Linked DNA regions of Homo sapiens: region 1 is linked to region 2. The links are chromatin loops, found by intact Hi-C in ENCODE. Cell type or tissue: B cell. All regions are shown on one strand.

The links. A loop is a pair of places that touch in the nucleus more often than their neighbours do. Peaks named below come from ENCODE experiments on the same cell type or tissue, not always from the same donor. Only the 100,000 strongest peaks of a DNase experiment are listed, where the experiment ranks them.
Region 1: a loop joins it to region 2, with 4 times the contacts of the local background. A loop is called at or near these places in 9 of 110 quality-filtered maps.

Annotation. Positions count from the first base shown.
Region 1 is chr6:158,955,303-158,963,302 of GRCh38, forward strand. It overlaps a transcript of RSPH3 not described here. Among named protein-coding and RNA genes, the nearest start is that of TAGAP-AS1, 41 kb to the right of the region's middle. In B cell, CTCF peaks have their summits at 3,651 (motif pointing left) and 3,854; a DNase peak (open chromatin) is centred at 3,639.
Region 2 is chr6:158,805,842-158,813,841 of GRCh38, forward strand. The region is part of intron 2 of EZR (ezrin); the gene reads right to left. Among named protein-coding and RNA genes, the nearest start is that of EZR-AS1, 8.1 kb to the right of the region's middle. RefSeq lists an enhancer at 7,377-7,426. In B cell, no CTCF peak of the experiment used is centred here; DNase peaks (open chromatin) are centred at 1,872, 2,383 and 3,250; H3K4me3 peaks cover 6,481 bases; H3K27ac peaks cover 8,000 bases.

The DNA of each region.
Region 1 (8,000 bases), 150 kb after region 2:
CGTCTTAACAATTTCTAAGTGTACAATTCAGTAGTGTTAAATATATTCATATTATTGTGCCACCAATCTCTAGAATTTTTTCATCTTGCAAAACTGAAACTCTAAACACATTAAGCAACAAATTCCTGTTTCTCCTCCCTTCCAGCCCCAGCAATCACCGTTCTACTTTCTGTCTCTATGAATTTGACTACTCCAGATATCTCATATAAGTGGTATCATATAGTAGTCATCTTTTTTGTGAGTGGCTTATTTCACTTAACATGATGCCTTCAAGTTTTATCCATATTGTAGCATTTGTCAGAATTTCCTTCATTTTTAAGGCTGAATAATATTCCGTGGTGTGCATATACCATATTTTGTTTATTCGTTCATTCATGCATGGATACCTGGGTTGCTTCCACCTCTTGGCAATTGTGAATAGTGTTGCTATGAACATGGGTATACAACCATCTCTTCAAGATCTTGCTTTCAATTATTTTGGATATATACCCGGAAATGAGATTGTTGGATCATATGGTAATTCTGCTTTGAATTTTTTGAGGAACCATCATGCCATTTTCCACAGGGGCTGCACCATCTTGCATTCCAATGACAGTGTACAAGGGTTCCAACTGTCCCGCGTTCTCATGAACACTTATTTTGTATTGTGTTTTGGGTGGTAGCCATCCTAAATGGTATATGATGATATCTCATTGCAGTTTTGATTTGCATTTTTCTAATGATTGGTGATGTTGCATATCTTTTCATATGCTTGTTGGCCATCTGTATATCATCTTTGGAGAAATGTCTATTTAATTCTTTTGTCCATTTTAAATTTGGGTTATTTTGCTCTTGTCGTTATTGTTGAGTTGTAGGAATTCTTTATGTATTCTGGGTATTAACCCCTTTTCAGATATATGACTGGCAAATATCTTCTTCTATTCCATAGGTTGCCTTTTCACTCTGTTGAATGTGTACTTTGGTACACAGAAGTCTTAAATTTTGATGTAATCCAATTTGTATATTTTTACTTTTGTTGCCTGTTTCTGGTCATGTTTAAGGTACTAGAACCTCTAGTTAAATAACCGAGTCTAATACAGTGCAATAGTCAAAACTCTGGACACTCCACCAGTTGGAAACCTCTCCCTCCCGCATCCAGCCAGCTTCAGATTGGACGATCTGTGGTGGAGTGGCAGAGGGCTGGCGCTGGGATGCCTGGCTTTTCCTCTTTTCTCCAAATTGCTCTCAACTTGTTGCAGGTGCTTGTTGTTTCTGACCCCTCTGTTAGAAGGTGTTGGGCCCAGGGAGAGCAAGAATCTGCAGAAGTGGTGCACCCGTGATCTACTCTCAAGGTCCTCTAGATGGTGGGTATCAAATCTTGGTTCTTCCTCTCAAAGAGAACTTTTGAGGGTTCCTCAAAGAACCCATGAGGGAGCTGGCTGTAGTTCTTCTGAAGCCATGCACTGATCAAAAGAAGTGTGCCTGACATTAGTGGTCAGGGACAGCAAGTCCTTTTGGGTCTTCGAGCTGGTGTGAGAAGTATCTGATGCTGTACTGCTGCTGGCCCTTGGTGCACCAGGCAGCCATGCCATGTCTGGCACTTTTGCCTGTGAGATGCCCAAAGGCTCATGTTAGTGGGAAACATGAGCAATGGCAGGCTGGTTGTGTGGGAGGTGAAGGCTGAGCAGTCCTCCTGTAGACTGACCTGAGGGAGTCCAAATGCTCCTGCTACCGTGGCTTGTCTTTTACTACGTGGTGTATGAATCCACTAGTTGTTGTTTGGTGGTATATTACATTTTGCGGTAGCGATTAACTCCAGCTCCAAGGAACACAGGTCGAACTCCTGAGCTCTCCCCCTGAAGCTTCTTTCCCGCCTAGACACTGTGTGGTACACCAGTATCTCCAGAACAAGTGCCACCCCTGGTCTCCCTGCACTCCCTGTCTACAGCGTCATGCTGGGCGGGGCCTAGTGCTCACAGCCTGCTATCTCTCTGCAGGGCCTTGCAGTTGGTGCCTTTCTTAGGATGTAGCAGTACCAGGTGCTACTGCATGGTTCTCAGCCTCTAGGGCCTTGGCTTCCCCTGAGAAGGGAGTCCCATTTAAACATCCTGCTGGGCGCGGTGGCTCACGCCTGTAATCCCAGCACTTTGGGAGGCTGAGATGGGTGGATCACTTGAGGTCAGGAGTTTGAGACCAGCCAGCCAACATGGCAAAACCCTGTCTCTACTAAAAATACAAAAATTAGCTGGCTGTGGTGGCGTGCGCCTGTAATCCCAGTTACTTGGGAGGCTGAGGCAGGAGAATCGCTTGAACTCGGGGGATGGAAGTTGCAGTGAGCTGAGACTGCACCACTGCACTCCAGGCTGGGTGACAGAGTGAGACTGTCTCAAAAAAAAAAAAAAAAAAAAGTCCAGCTACCTGACTGTATTACAGAGAACAAAGAAAACTAAAACAAGTAGCAGTTTAAAAATGAGGCACTAGTGAAATTACTTGATAAAAATACCTCTGAAAAAAAATTTTTAGGTACTTTATTTATTTATTTATTTATTTATTTATTTATTATTGTTATTATTTGAGATGAAGTCTCACTCTGTCGGCCAGGTTGGAGTGCACTGGTGTGATCTCGACTCACTGCAACCTCCACCTCCCGGGGTTCAAGTGATGGGCCTGCCTCAGCCTCTTGAGTAGCTAGGACTACAGGTGCATGCCACCACGCCTGGCTAAGTTTTGTATTTTAGTAGAGATGGGGTTTCACCATGTTGGCCAGGTTGGTCTCAAATTCCTGACCTCAGGTGATCCACCTGCCACAGTCTCCCCAAGTGTTGGGATTACAGGTGTGAGCCACTGCGTCTGGCCATAATTTTAATAATAGTATCTGAAATAATGTATCTTATTAACCCATCTTATAACAACAAGTGACTCAATACTGAAATTCAAGCAAAACCAACGTCATGATGTCTTAGTCTGTTTTCTGTTACTTACAACAGATGACCTGAAACTGGATGATTTATTCAAAAGTGGAATTTATTTCTGACAGCTCTGAAGGCTGAGAAGCTCAAAGTTGAGGGGCTGCATCTGGTGAGGGCCTTCTTCCTGGTGGGAACTGTGCAGAATCCTGAGGTGACAGGGCATCACATGATGTGCTGGCTCAGTTCTCTTTCCCCTGCTTAGAAAGCCACCAGTCCCACTTTTGTGACATCCCATTAATCAATCAACCCATGAATCCTTGCGCGGGTTAATCTATTAATGAGGGCAGAGCCCTCATGACCCAATCACCCCTTAGAGAGCCCCCACCTTTTAATACTGCCACATTGAGGATTGAGTTTTAGAGGGGAATGCTACCATTCCACCCCTGATCCCCCAAAACTCATTTCCTTCTCACATTCATTCTACTCCCATAGTTCCAAAGTCTGAACTAATTCCAGCACAAAATTCCAGTTCAAAGTCCAGAGCCTCACTTGTGAGCCTGTGAAACCAAAACAAGCTCTCTTCTTCCAAGATACAGTGGTGGTACAGGCATTAGACAGACATTCCTATTTCAAAAGAGAGAAATAGGCAAAAAGAGAGGAGTAATAGGCCCCAAGCAAGCCCAAGACCCAGTAAAGAAGACGTCAAATCTTAAAGCTGGAGAATAGTCTCTTTTGACTCCATGTGCCACCTGCTGTACACACTGGGGCAGAGGTTGGGGCCCTAAGGCTTCAGGCAGCTGCCCCCACCCCCTGGCTTTGCTGGGTGCAGTCCCTGTGGCAAAGCGCCTGAAGCTTTGCCATGCAGGTGCTGCATGCTGCTGGGGACTCCACTGCCCTGGGGTCCTGGTGGTGGTCCCGCTCCCATGGCTCCACTAGCAGCCCTGGTGGGGACTCCCTGTAGCAGCTCTGACTCCACATTTCTGCTAGCATTACTCTAGTGAGGGCTCTCTGCAGTGATGCCATCCCTGAACATGTCTCTACCTGGCTTCTAGGCTTTCAGCCACATCCTCTGAAATCTAGGTAGAGGGTGCCAATCCTCCGCAGCTATTGCTTTCTGCAAGCCTGCAGAATTAGCATCATGAGACACCATCAAGGCTACAGCTTGTATCTTCTTGAGCAGCGGGCTGATCCACACCTGGGACTACTTGAGCCACAGCTGGGGCAGCTGAGAAGCACCTCACCAGAATCTGGTTAGCAGGGTCCTGAGGTGGCCCTGGGGAGGGAGTCTGTGGAAGGTGTCTTGGGCTCATCCCTGCCCTCATAGGCCTCTGGGCCTGTAACAGCGGGGAAGCCTCAAAGGTCTTTAAAATGGCTTTGCGGTCTTTCTTTCACTGTTTTGAGGAGAAGCACCTGGCTTCCTTCTAGCTGTGCTAATCTCTTTGGCAAGAGGTCGCCGTGCTACATCCTTGATTTCCTCTTCTAAACATGCTTTTTCACTTTTTTTGAGGAAGGGTCTCACTCTGTTGCTCAGGAATGCAGTGGTGTGATCATGGCTCACTGCAGCCCCCTAGGCTCTGGTGATCCTACCACCTCAGCCTCCTGAGTAGCTGGGACTACCAGTAGCTGTGCACCACCACACCCAGCTATTTTTTTTATTTTTTGTAGAGGTGGGGTTTTGCCATGTTGTGCATTCTGGTCTCAAACTCCTGGACTCAAGTGATCTGCCTGCCTCAGCCTGCCAAAGTGCTGGGATTACAGGCGTGAACCACTGTGCCCAGCCATTTTTCACTCTTTATATGGCCAGGCTGAGAATTTTCCAAATCTTTCTGCTTTGCTTTTCTTTTGGTTATAAATTCTGTCTCCAAGTCATTTTTTTCCCTCTCACAGCTTAATGTTAGCAATTAAAAGTGGCCATGTAGCAGCCTGAATGATTTTCTGCTTGGATACTTCTTCCACAGATACCCTAGTTCATCACTTTCAAGTTTGCTCTTCCACAAAGCCCTCAGACATGGACACAGTTCAACCAAGTTGGTTTTTTTTTTTTCTAATTTATAAAAAGGATAGCCTTTACTCTAGGTTCCAAGAGAGTTCCATTTGAGACCTTGTCAGAATGGCCTTCATTGTCCAAATTTCTGTCAGTATTCTGGTCATGATCACTTAAACAATCTCTAGTGAGTTCCAAACTTTCCTTAGTCGTCTTGTCGTCTAAGCCTTTACCAGAATGAATTGAAGGCTTTTTCTGGCCTTGGCCTGCTCCTCCAAATGCTTCTGGCCTCTGCCCTTACTTTCACGTTTTCAGGTATTCATTATTAGCAACAGCCCCACTTCTGATACCAATTTTCTTAGTCCATTTTCTATTGCTTATAACAGAATACCTGAAACTGGATAATTTATAAAGAAAAGAAGTTTATATATATTGATGATAATTGCTTTCCAGAAAGATCGTGAGGGCCTTCTTGCTGGTGGGGACCCTTTGCAGGGTCCCAAGGTGGTGCAGGGCATCACATGGCAAGCGGTCTGAGTGTGCTAGTTCAGGTCTCTCTTGCTGTTCTTATGAAGCCACCAGTGCCACTCCTGTGATAACCCATTAATCACTTAACTCATTAATCCATTGATCCATGTGTGGATGAACCCATACATGAGGGCAGAGCTCTCATGACCCACCACCTCTTAAAGGTCCTGCCTCTCAAAACTGCCACACTGGGGATTAAGTTTCCACATGAGTTGAGGGAACAAACATTCAAACCATAGCGCATGGGAAAGGCATAAGAGTCAGGTTAACACAAAAATATTACTAGCTGTATGAAAAAAGCAAACTAAATTGTTGGTCATTTGGGCAACCATTGTTTGTAAACAAAAATGCAACTTATGAGATGAATGATAAACCTGGGTATCTGCAAATCAAGGAGTTAGAAAAATATGGAAAACTACTAGATGAATTGAGCTTAATATAAGAGTTCCTATGACCCCTGGTCTGTTTAGCAATGCCTTCTTAGAGCTATGTCAGTCACTGGCCTCTTAGTACTCATGGCTGAAACAGTATGAGATGCTGATGGAACAGAAAATGAGGCACCTTTTGAATTTAGGGGGTAAACTGAGAATTTAGGTTCAACTTGACTAGGACTCGTTCTCTGCAGATTGGTCTTCCAGAGATGGAGCTGGCCTCCCATGGAATAGGACCACTGGGTTCTGAAATATGCACCACAGATACTAGCTAGAATTGAGTACCTAAGGCAGTGAGGTTAATCATGATAGAATGCTGAGTGGCAGATCAGAGTTGGAAACTACTGATCTACCAGGTTACATAGTTAAAATTATAAGACTTGGCTCCTAGACTCTGACCATGCCACGGGAAGGCCTGGTACTTCCCCTGTCATGTAGCTGATCACGTTTATGTAAGAATACAAGGCTGAAGTCCTTTTCCTGGAGTCTAATATCCAGCTCTTCTCAGTCAACGTGAGCCACCCAACTGTGGGGGGGCAATGGGAAACTGCACTTGCAATTGTTCTTGTCTTGGTAAGTTTAGGCCTGGTGTGTGCTGCAAGGACACTGGAGCCCTGAGAAAGGCTTCTTAAAGTGGGGACTCCTAAGCTGAGTACTTAAGGACGAGAAATTTGCTAGGTAGGCAAATGGTTTGTGTGTGTTGTGGAGGTGGAGGGGATGGGAACAGCAGGTGGGTATATCAGATATCATTTGGTTCTTTCATTAATCATTTCTCTCTTGAGAAATGATTTCTTTCTTTAATCACCTCTCTCTTGAGAATTCATATTTTTCAACTCATTGAAAGCATATTTTGTTTTACTTCATTGAGGAGAGTTCTAATAGCTGTTTAAAAATCATTGGCTGCTAATTCCAGTATCTGGCACATCTTGGCATCGGACTCAGTTGATTTTGAGAATATGTTTCATTTTCTTGGTTCTTTATATGATAGGTAGTTTTTCTTATTGTATACTGGACCTTATCAATATTAAGTTGTAGAAATTCTGGATTCAGTTAATTTTCTCTCATGATTATGATTTCTTTTGTTTAAGTAGGCAATCATCTGTGTTTGAGTTGCAATCTCTATTTTTTGGGGTGGCAGCTTCAGTCTCAGTTCAGATATTTTTTCTCTAGATGAGCTGCTTTGAATTTGGTCCATACATACGTGGTTCAAGGGTCACTCGGAAATGTGGGCAGACATGTTTGCTGAAACCTTCTCTTGCTCTTTTGCTTCCAAGATTCTTCCACTTTTTTCAGTGTCCATGATTCCCTAGCTCGGTTTTTTTTTTTTTTTTTTTTTTTTTTTTTAAATTTCCCTGGTCAAAAAGACTGCTGTTTTCAATTAGTGTCTCCTCCAAGACCACACACTCCAAGTAGACTATATTTAGCCCCAGAACAGAAGCCATAAAAACAGAGAATTTGTACAGCTCCCATCCTCTTTTTCTCTGAGCTTGTCTCCTCCACCCGATTTCGTCTGCTCTGTCCACTCTCCAATTCACTGATGTAGTTGCTTTGGTATTATGTCCAGTGTTTATAGATATTTTCTGTTGGGACTCCTCCAGTTGGGTCTTGTTCTGTCATTACTGGAGGTGAGGTGAAAATTCCTACTATTTATCTTTTAGCATAAAAGATGTGTTATTAAAGAAGGTAAAATCCAACTTACTCAGATTCCACTGACATTGATGGGAGTGTAAAAAGTTGGTACAATCTTTCTTTTATCATCAATATATATCAAGAGCCTAAAAATGTTCATTATTTGACCTAGTAATCTCACTTGTAGGAATCTGCCAAGGAAAGATTTAAAGACACATTTATGATTGAAAATGTTGTTTATAATTTTAGAAGAGTAAAAAATTAGGAAAGCTTCAATGACCAGCAGTAGGACATCATTAAATCAATAATTGCACTTTAGGTACTATCTGTAAGGAATACTGAATAATATGAAAAACACAAAATATATTTAATGATAAAAACAGAAAATAAAATTATATTCATCATCCCAATTTTATGGAATTACAAACATATACATAAAAAGACTGAAAGGCAATGTTATAAGTGATAATTCTTACTCAATTTTGGTGGTGAAATTAGGAGAGATCTTTTTTCTTTTTCATAATTTATCTCCTTCCTCTC
Region 2 (8,000 bases):
CATGGTTTGCTGTATTTCCTTCCCCCATCCCTGCCCACAGCCCCAGTATGTAGATTGATCTCTTAAAATGGCTAAAGCCCTACCCAGTAGATGCCCCTTATTTTGTTCATTTCAATTTTCAAGTCTGAGAAAATCGCTATTAAGACAATGACCTGTTCCCAGTTGGGTCACAGCACTGTGCCCCATTCCTATGGGCCCCCCAAAACATTGGGAATACAAAGTAATAGTGGAAAAAACTGGGAACAAATCGTTCTATGTGTTTCCAAGTCAGCTGCAATTTTGAGTAGTGACCTCCTTTTAAAACATGTGCATGGAGGGTGAGATGGCCCGGGTGGGGCCATTTGATGAGATCAAATCAGTTACTCATTTGATCCAGAGCACAAAGGTTGCCCCAGCAGCAGGGAATGGGGGACCTGCCCTCGCCCTGAGATCCTCCCACCTCAACACTCAGGCACTTCATGACGAGCAAAAGTAAAGCATCTCTCCCTTTCTACCCTATAACATGCTTTTTAAAAGCAAATATTCTATTATGGAAAGTTGAAAACATTCATAAAAGTAGAGAGAATAAGTAGTACCATGATCCTCCACACTCTCTTTTCAGCTTCAACACCATTCTTTCTTCTACTCTACCACTTTCACTTTTTTTTTTTTTTGCTGGCATATTTTAAGGCCCTCATTCATTATTTCACTTGTAAAAACTTCAGTATATTGCTCTAAAGCACTAAAAAAAAAAATCACAATACCATTATCACATCCAACATAATTTAAAACAATTCCTTAATACGTCAAGTTCAGTAAATATTATTCAATTTTCCTCCATTTCTTTGAAAATGTCTTTTTGCAGTTGATTTGTTCAAGTTATATAATGCACCTTGTTATCACACTATTTCCACATTGCCTTGTTCAGCCACGTTCTAAATAAAAAATCCAGTTTTCTCACCATTATCTGTCTAAATCCATTTAAGAGTCTCACCCAAACAGCAATGGATTATGTAAGCAAATACTTCAACATCCCAGCAGCCAACACCCTTAATTATTTAACTGAGGCAATGAAACACACCTTAATGAAAATACTGTACCAATATACACTACATATATGTTTACAAATAAAGTGATTCCAATCTCATATTTATGTGCTAAGCTTTAACCAAGTGACCTGTGGTTCAATTTTCTCTTTAAAAACATAACAGGCCAGGCGCAGTGGCTCACGCCTGTAATCCCAGCACTTTGGGAGGCTGAGGCGGGCGGATCATGAGGTCAGGAGATCAAGACTGTCCTGGCTAACATGGTGAAACCCCGTCTCTACTAAAAAATACAAAAAAAATTAGCCGAGTGTGATGGCTGGCGCCTGTAGTCCCAGCTACTCGGGAGGCTGAGGCAGGAGAATGGCGTGAACCCGGGAGGTGGAGCTTGCGGTGAGTCCAGATCACACCACTGCACTCCAGCCTGGGCGACAGACAGAGACTCCGTCTCAAAAAAAAAAAAAAAAAACAAACAAAAAAGACAAGGCTGGATCCCAAGACATATTTTATAAGAAATTTACAGATGAAGTAATGGTGCAATAGGTAAAATACTATCAAAACAATCATTTCCCTGAACCACAGCACCTGAGAAAGGATGGAAGAGTAAGTGGGTTTGGAAATGATGGACTTATCACCAAACCCTTGCAAAAACAAGTTCTTGAAGAAAGACCATCATGGTTCACTGTCCAACCCAAAAGTGATTTACCAGAAAACCAACAAAAACACATCACAGTGGGCCCACTCCTAAGTCACTCTGCCCAGTGGTTTTAACGCTTCAAAGAGTCAGTAAAGAATGAAAGTTAATTCTAGCTCTTGCCAAAGCCTAGGTGAAAATTTACAGTAGCACGCTCACCACCCCCTGACGATGTATTAGACATGTGTCTTTCCCCCTGCAATATAAGCTTCTTGAAAGCAGGTCTTTCTTTCAGGAGGGGCTGAGGAAGGCACGGCTCCCTTTACAACTCCAAACAGAAAGCCCATTTTATTTAGTCAGACCAGCATCTCCTTTCCAGAGCATTTTGCCATTGAGGAAAGGTGGGACAATGTGCATTTCAGGCTCAAATACACATTAGCAGGAAATGGGTTCCACCATTCACTGGATGTGACTGTCAACCAAGCAGGTGATAATCCTTTAAAAGCCTCTTTTTGTTCACCAATGTCTCCCCAGTACCTGAAAACCTGGCACAAAGTAGGTGCTCTATTTGTTGAATGAATGAACTTTATGCAGGGTGGTTGTACAGGTGTACCTAACATCAATAACTTAAGAAGAATGCGTGTGTGGAGTTCCGAGCTAAGGAATCCTAGTGGCCAACCCTGAAATCAATTCCTTATCTATGGGGAACATCTGAACCCCCAGCCCACAAGCACTTTAAGGCTGCCAGGTGGAGGCTGTTAGGGGGAGTATGTTAAGTAAGAATGCTGTGTAAACTGCATGCTTTTTCCAAGCTTTCGGGAAGCAGTTGCTGTTCTGTCCAACCCACCACCACTGGACTGTCCCATATGTAAATTTCCAATAAACCTGATGCTATCCCTGTTGAAGTCAACAGAGGTCTAGCAAGACAGCTGTGTTCATCGTGGCAGCAAAAGGACAAACAACAAGGTTACATTTACTTACTACATTATTTCATCGGGCTGCTAAGTTAGAGGAAAAGAATGACCATCACGAGCTAGTAAAGCTTTTAATCAGATTAGAATTTTATCAGGTACAAGTGGAACCGCACAGCCCTTACTGACCAGGGCCAGGCATAAGGCCAGGTGCTTCCCATGTGCCATCTTAGCAGGCATCCCAGGCGGGCACGCAGGATCTTGTTTACAGATGAGGAGGCAGAGGGAGGTGAAAAAACTTGCCCAAGATTACCCACTAGGAGGCAGGTATGTTTACCTATTTGCTCGTCCTTCTTCCCTCTATTTATCCTGCCAATAAACAAGAATTTAAAGTTTGCTATAAAATAATAATGCTAAACAACAAACAAACAAACTTGGGCCAGGCATAGTGGCTCATGGCTATAATGCCAACACTTTGAGAGACTGAGGCAGGAGGATGGCTTGAGGCCAGGTGTTTGAGACCAGCCTGCACAAAACAGTGTGAAACTTCATCTCTATAGAAATAAAAATAAAAAGATTAGTCAGGTGTGGTAGTGAGCGCCTGCGGTCCCCCAGGAGTTCAAGGCTGTGGTGAGCTATGATTGTACCACTGCACTCGTGCTTGAGCAACAGAGCAAGACCGCATCTCAAAAACACAAAAACAACACCTATCCTCTTGCTTTGCTGCCAGAAAAGACAAAAAGCACAAATAAACAAGCACCTGACAGCGTTATAGGTGGAGACCGAGTTCTATGAGTGCAGTAAAGTGGGGCACGGCACAGAGATGGAGCTGTACTTTAGACAGGGTGTTCTGAATCAGGAATGGACTTACAAAACATCTGCAGTCAGAAATTCACATACAGACTATAGTAGATCAAAAGCTCATTTTAAACTATCAATGAGGAAAAAAGCAATTCATTTACATAACATTCTCTTTCCAACTCAAACATCAGGTACAAATTGCTTTCTTTTAGCATATGCCAGAAATCTGTCATTACACAATAGCTTAGCAAGTGTGACACAAGATACTGCCACTTTCTCTACACAAAGACCCACCCAAACACCAGCTTTGTTTAAAACATTACCTCAGCACCACGATGCCTCTCCTCAGTAGTTTCTGAGTCCATGCTCAGAGTCCATGATGTGCTCAACATTGGCTAACAAAACACATTCTGTTCTTTGAGAACAATTTTTTAAAAACTGGAACCAATGGGGTGGATCTGCTTCCAAATATTAGTCCAGCCATAAAATATATACAAGGTTAGAATAAATGCTTAACAATAATTATTTTTATGCTAGAAGCAGGAGTTGGTCCATTTGTTTCTCTAAAGAGCCAGCCAGTAAGTATTTTAGGCTTTGAGGGTCTTACTTGGAGTCCGTTGCATATTGTTGTTTTTAAAATCCTTCAAAAATATAAAAACCATTTTTAGCTGGGAGACCAAATAAAAACAGGCCACAGCCAGACTCGGCCCTAAGATGATAGTTTACCTACCCCATCCTAAAGTAAAAACAATTATTTACAGTATCTGAAATGACAACTGTCCACACAGGCAGTTTAAAATTGATCTCTCAGGCAAAAATGGAAAACAAAATTAGGTTGCAGAAGTGACTTCTAACTTAAAAATATGAGCAAAATCTGATATACTGACTACTAGAGTTTGATCCTCAGGTGATACTGGTTCCTCTCCTATCAATAAAAGGTGGGTCATGGTGAGATATTTTTTATTTTGCTTTTAAGGTTTTGTTTTCAAGTATATTAGATTAAAAGGATAACTTAATGAAGTTTTACATTTCCTTTGAAACAGCATTACTGTTTGCCTGTAAGTGTTAAGAACGGGTTAATGAATAAAGGAAAACAGAACTGACCACTGCTGACTGGGAAGCCCACATCCCTCCACACTTACCCAAAGGATCTTACCAGCCGGGAGGCCCTCCCTGGTCTCCAGGGCACACTTCTCTTCTGTGAAGACCTCTATCATGCACTACACTGCATTGTAATTGCTTACATATCTGCTTTCACTAGGAGACTGAGAACTCCTTAAAGGCAAAACCAATCTTATTTTTATTGTCCCTGCACCAAGCACATAATGGGATATAATAGCGCTTCAAAACATGAAGGTGGTACCCATGTGACTGATAAGGGAATTCCGACTAGAACACACAGAGAGAGGATGGACATGAGACAAAATCAGAGTCCTCCCTTTTACTAAGATAACCCAAACTGTTCATATTGCTTTTTCCTTGAGAAGACCAATGGACAAACTTTACCCGTTTATAGGAACCCAGAGTTTTTACCTAACAGGGTTAAGTTTGAAAAACATTTGCGGGGTAGGGAAACACAAAAGAAACACATAAAGCTTACAGCATCTTAAGATGAGTTGTTTGGATTTCACTGATAAAAACTTTGTCTCCGTTTATCTTATGTAACATTCTTTCCACTTAAAAACTAACTCCCATTTTACGGCTGACGAAATTTAGGTTCACAGATGCTAAATGGCTTCCCCAAATACAGGTAAGCAGTAAATTAGCTATGAAATTCTCTTTATAGCTCTTTGTGGTTTCATTTTGAAAAAAATTATGTGTATTAACTATATCAAGCATTTCAGTCAAAAGTCTCTAAGTCACATTATAGCACAAGGGTTTTGTTTGGTTCTGAAAACTACCCAAGTCTGGAAAAATCTTTTTATGTCAACAGGCATGGATGGTAAATACATCAGAAGGAAAATAATGCAAACTTTGGTCTTTTCAACACACATTTACTGCTGAAATTAAAAACTAATTGGAGTACTTGGGGAGTCTCAAGGTAGTTACTACTGAAATGAAATAAGGGATAATTCAAAATGCATTCACTGACTTTGAAAGCAGACTGAATTTCACTGCTTCAGAATAGAGCTGAAACATCTAACTACCATTAGAAAGCAGACTGAATTTCACTGCTTCAGAATAGAGCTGAAACATCTAACTACCATTAGAAAGCAGGTATATCAAACCACCCTAAGAATCTCCAAATTGTCAAAGAGATATAAAAGTTTAAGTTAAAAAAATTAAGAAAAAAATTATAGTTCACTAAATGATACTGTTTTCCTTTCCCAAACTATAATTATTCAACATTTGTTAGAAATCACATTATCAGCCAGGCATGGTGGCTCACACCTATAATCTCAACATTTTGGAAGGCCAAGGTAGGAGGATAGCTTGAGCTCAGGAATTTGAGACTAGCCGCCTGGGCCACACAGTGAGATCTTGTTTCACAAAAAAATAAAAAATTAGCTGGGTGTGGTAGTGTGTGCCTGTGGTCCCAGTTACCCAGGAGGCTGAGGTGGGAAGATCACTTGAGCCAAGGGTGGGGGCCGGGGCACTGAGGCTGCAGTGAGCTGTGACTGTGCCACTGCACTCCAGCCTGGGTGACAGAGTGAGACCCTGTTTCCAAAAAAAAAAAATTCACATTATTTCATTAACAAAAGAGGCCAGTGTGGAAGGAATAAAAGAGGAACAAGGAATGGGATCTCTTACTTCCCTACCATTTATAGGGAAGGTCTAGCCTCTTTTTTTCTCTTTGAAAACAAAGAGCCAAAATGTGAGAGACCACTGGGCACTGCCAAATGAAGCTGTTACTGGACTCCCTGCAGAGAGAAACTCAAGTCAGAAGAATATTATGTTGAATGGCCTGCCCAAGTATAGGTAAGCAGTAAATTAGCTATGAAATTCTTGTTTTTATGGCTCTTTTTCACAGAGTCATCCTAGCCCCTATTCGAGTCCCAAATACCAATAACAGCACTCCTGGCATTTCAGCCGGACTGTAAGGCGGCTGGGCATCAAGTGACTGCTTTCACCCAAATGGGTGCTCTGAAATCACACTGGGCTTGATTGGGGTGCAGGAGAAAGGAATATATAATAACTGCCCTTTTCCTATTGAATCAGCAGTACCATCTGGAGAGCTTATTTAAAACATAAGCACCCAGCCTGCACCTCACCCTAGAGATGGAAGTCATTAGTTCTTCAAGGGACCCAGGAATCAACAGTCTCCAGACAATTGTGTACACAAAATTTTGAGAACACTGCACTAAATTAACCCTTCCTCTTAACTTTAGGTATGTACGGTGTGTACATATACTAGGGAAAACAAAAAGCTACTGAATTATTTGGATTTAAAAATAACGTAGTTTAAGGAGTCTGGTCCTTTAATATTTTGGGGGGCAGTGGATGTAGTAATGAAAGAAGGCAAGGACTTTTTTCATCAACGATTGTCACAAACTTATTAACATGTAACAACAAATCCAGACTCCCCACCTTCCCCCACACCTGGTCCTTCTCCAGGATTACTTACCTCAGCGATGGCACCACCACACATCCACTTGCGCAAGCCAGAAACGAGAAGTCAGCCTCGACACCACCCTTGGCCCTGCATATCCAACCCATCACCAGGCACTATCAATTCTACCTCCCAAAGAACTCTCAAATGCATCCACTTCTGTTCCCACCACCACCACCTTGGTCCAAGCTATGAGCTCCCTCAATGGTCTACCATAACTACCCTTGCTGTCTCCTGCCTCCTGTGATTTTCCTATTACAGATCACAGTCAACTTTTCAAAAGGCAAATCTGATCATGTCACCTCCCAGTCAAAACCCCAAGTTAAACTAAAAAACACCCAAGAATGGCTTACAAGGCATGGCCTGACCTGTCTTCCTCTCTAGCCACATTGGGCTTCATGTGAAACCCCAAACTCACACTACTTCCTCCCACCACAGGGCCTTTGCACACGTTGTTACCTCTGCCCAGGGAGGTCACGTCCTCAAGGATGCCTTCCTGACCTCCCCTATTTGCACCCCCACCAGCACATACACACTTCATCTACTCTCAGGCCTCATGTACCCCTCTTCAGGCATACTCTCTGAAGCTGCAGTTTTACATTTACTCTGGGATTGCTGTCTGTCCCCGAAACCAGACTGTAAATCCACTGACAGGGACTGTGTCTGTGAACATCCAAATACATTCATTGTGCCTTACAGCGTGATCATGGCAAATCACTCATCCTACCAGCACCTCTCACTGCCACATGGCAAAATGTTAGCTACCTAATTCACCACTGCCCCTCGTGGAGGAGGAGGGGTGGAAACAGATGCTACGCATCCTCCTCAATTGCGAGGGGATTGTGAGGGGGGAGTACATTCAGTAAACTGTCCCTGTTAAAATATTTAATAGAAAAGGTTATGTATTCCCAAAGAGGCAAGGTAATCTCAGAAATTACCTTAAAATTTTGGCACAGTAGAAATGTGAACACACTTTCAGAGTTTTCCTAATGAAAGGTAAACCTGCTTTTGTATTAGAAATGTCTATAACACTTCAGAAATGAACAGGTAAGATGTGTTGGAGCCACTTAAAGGCAGTTCAG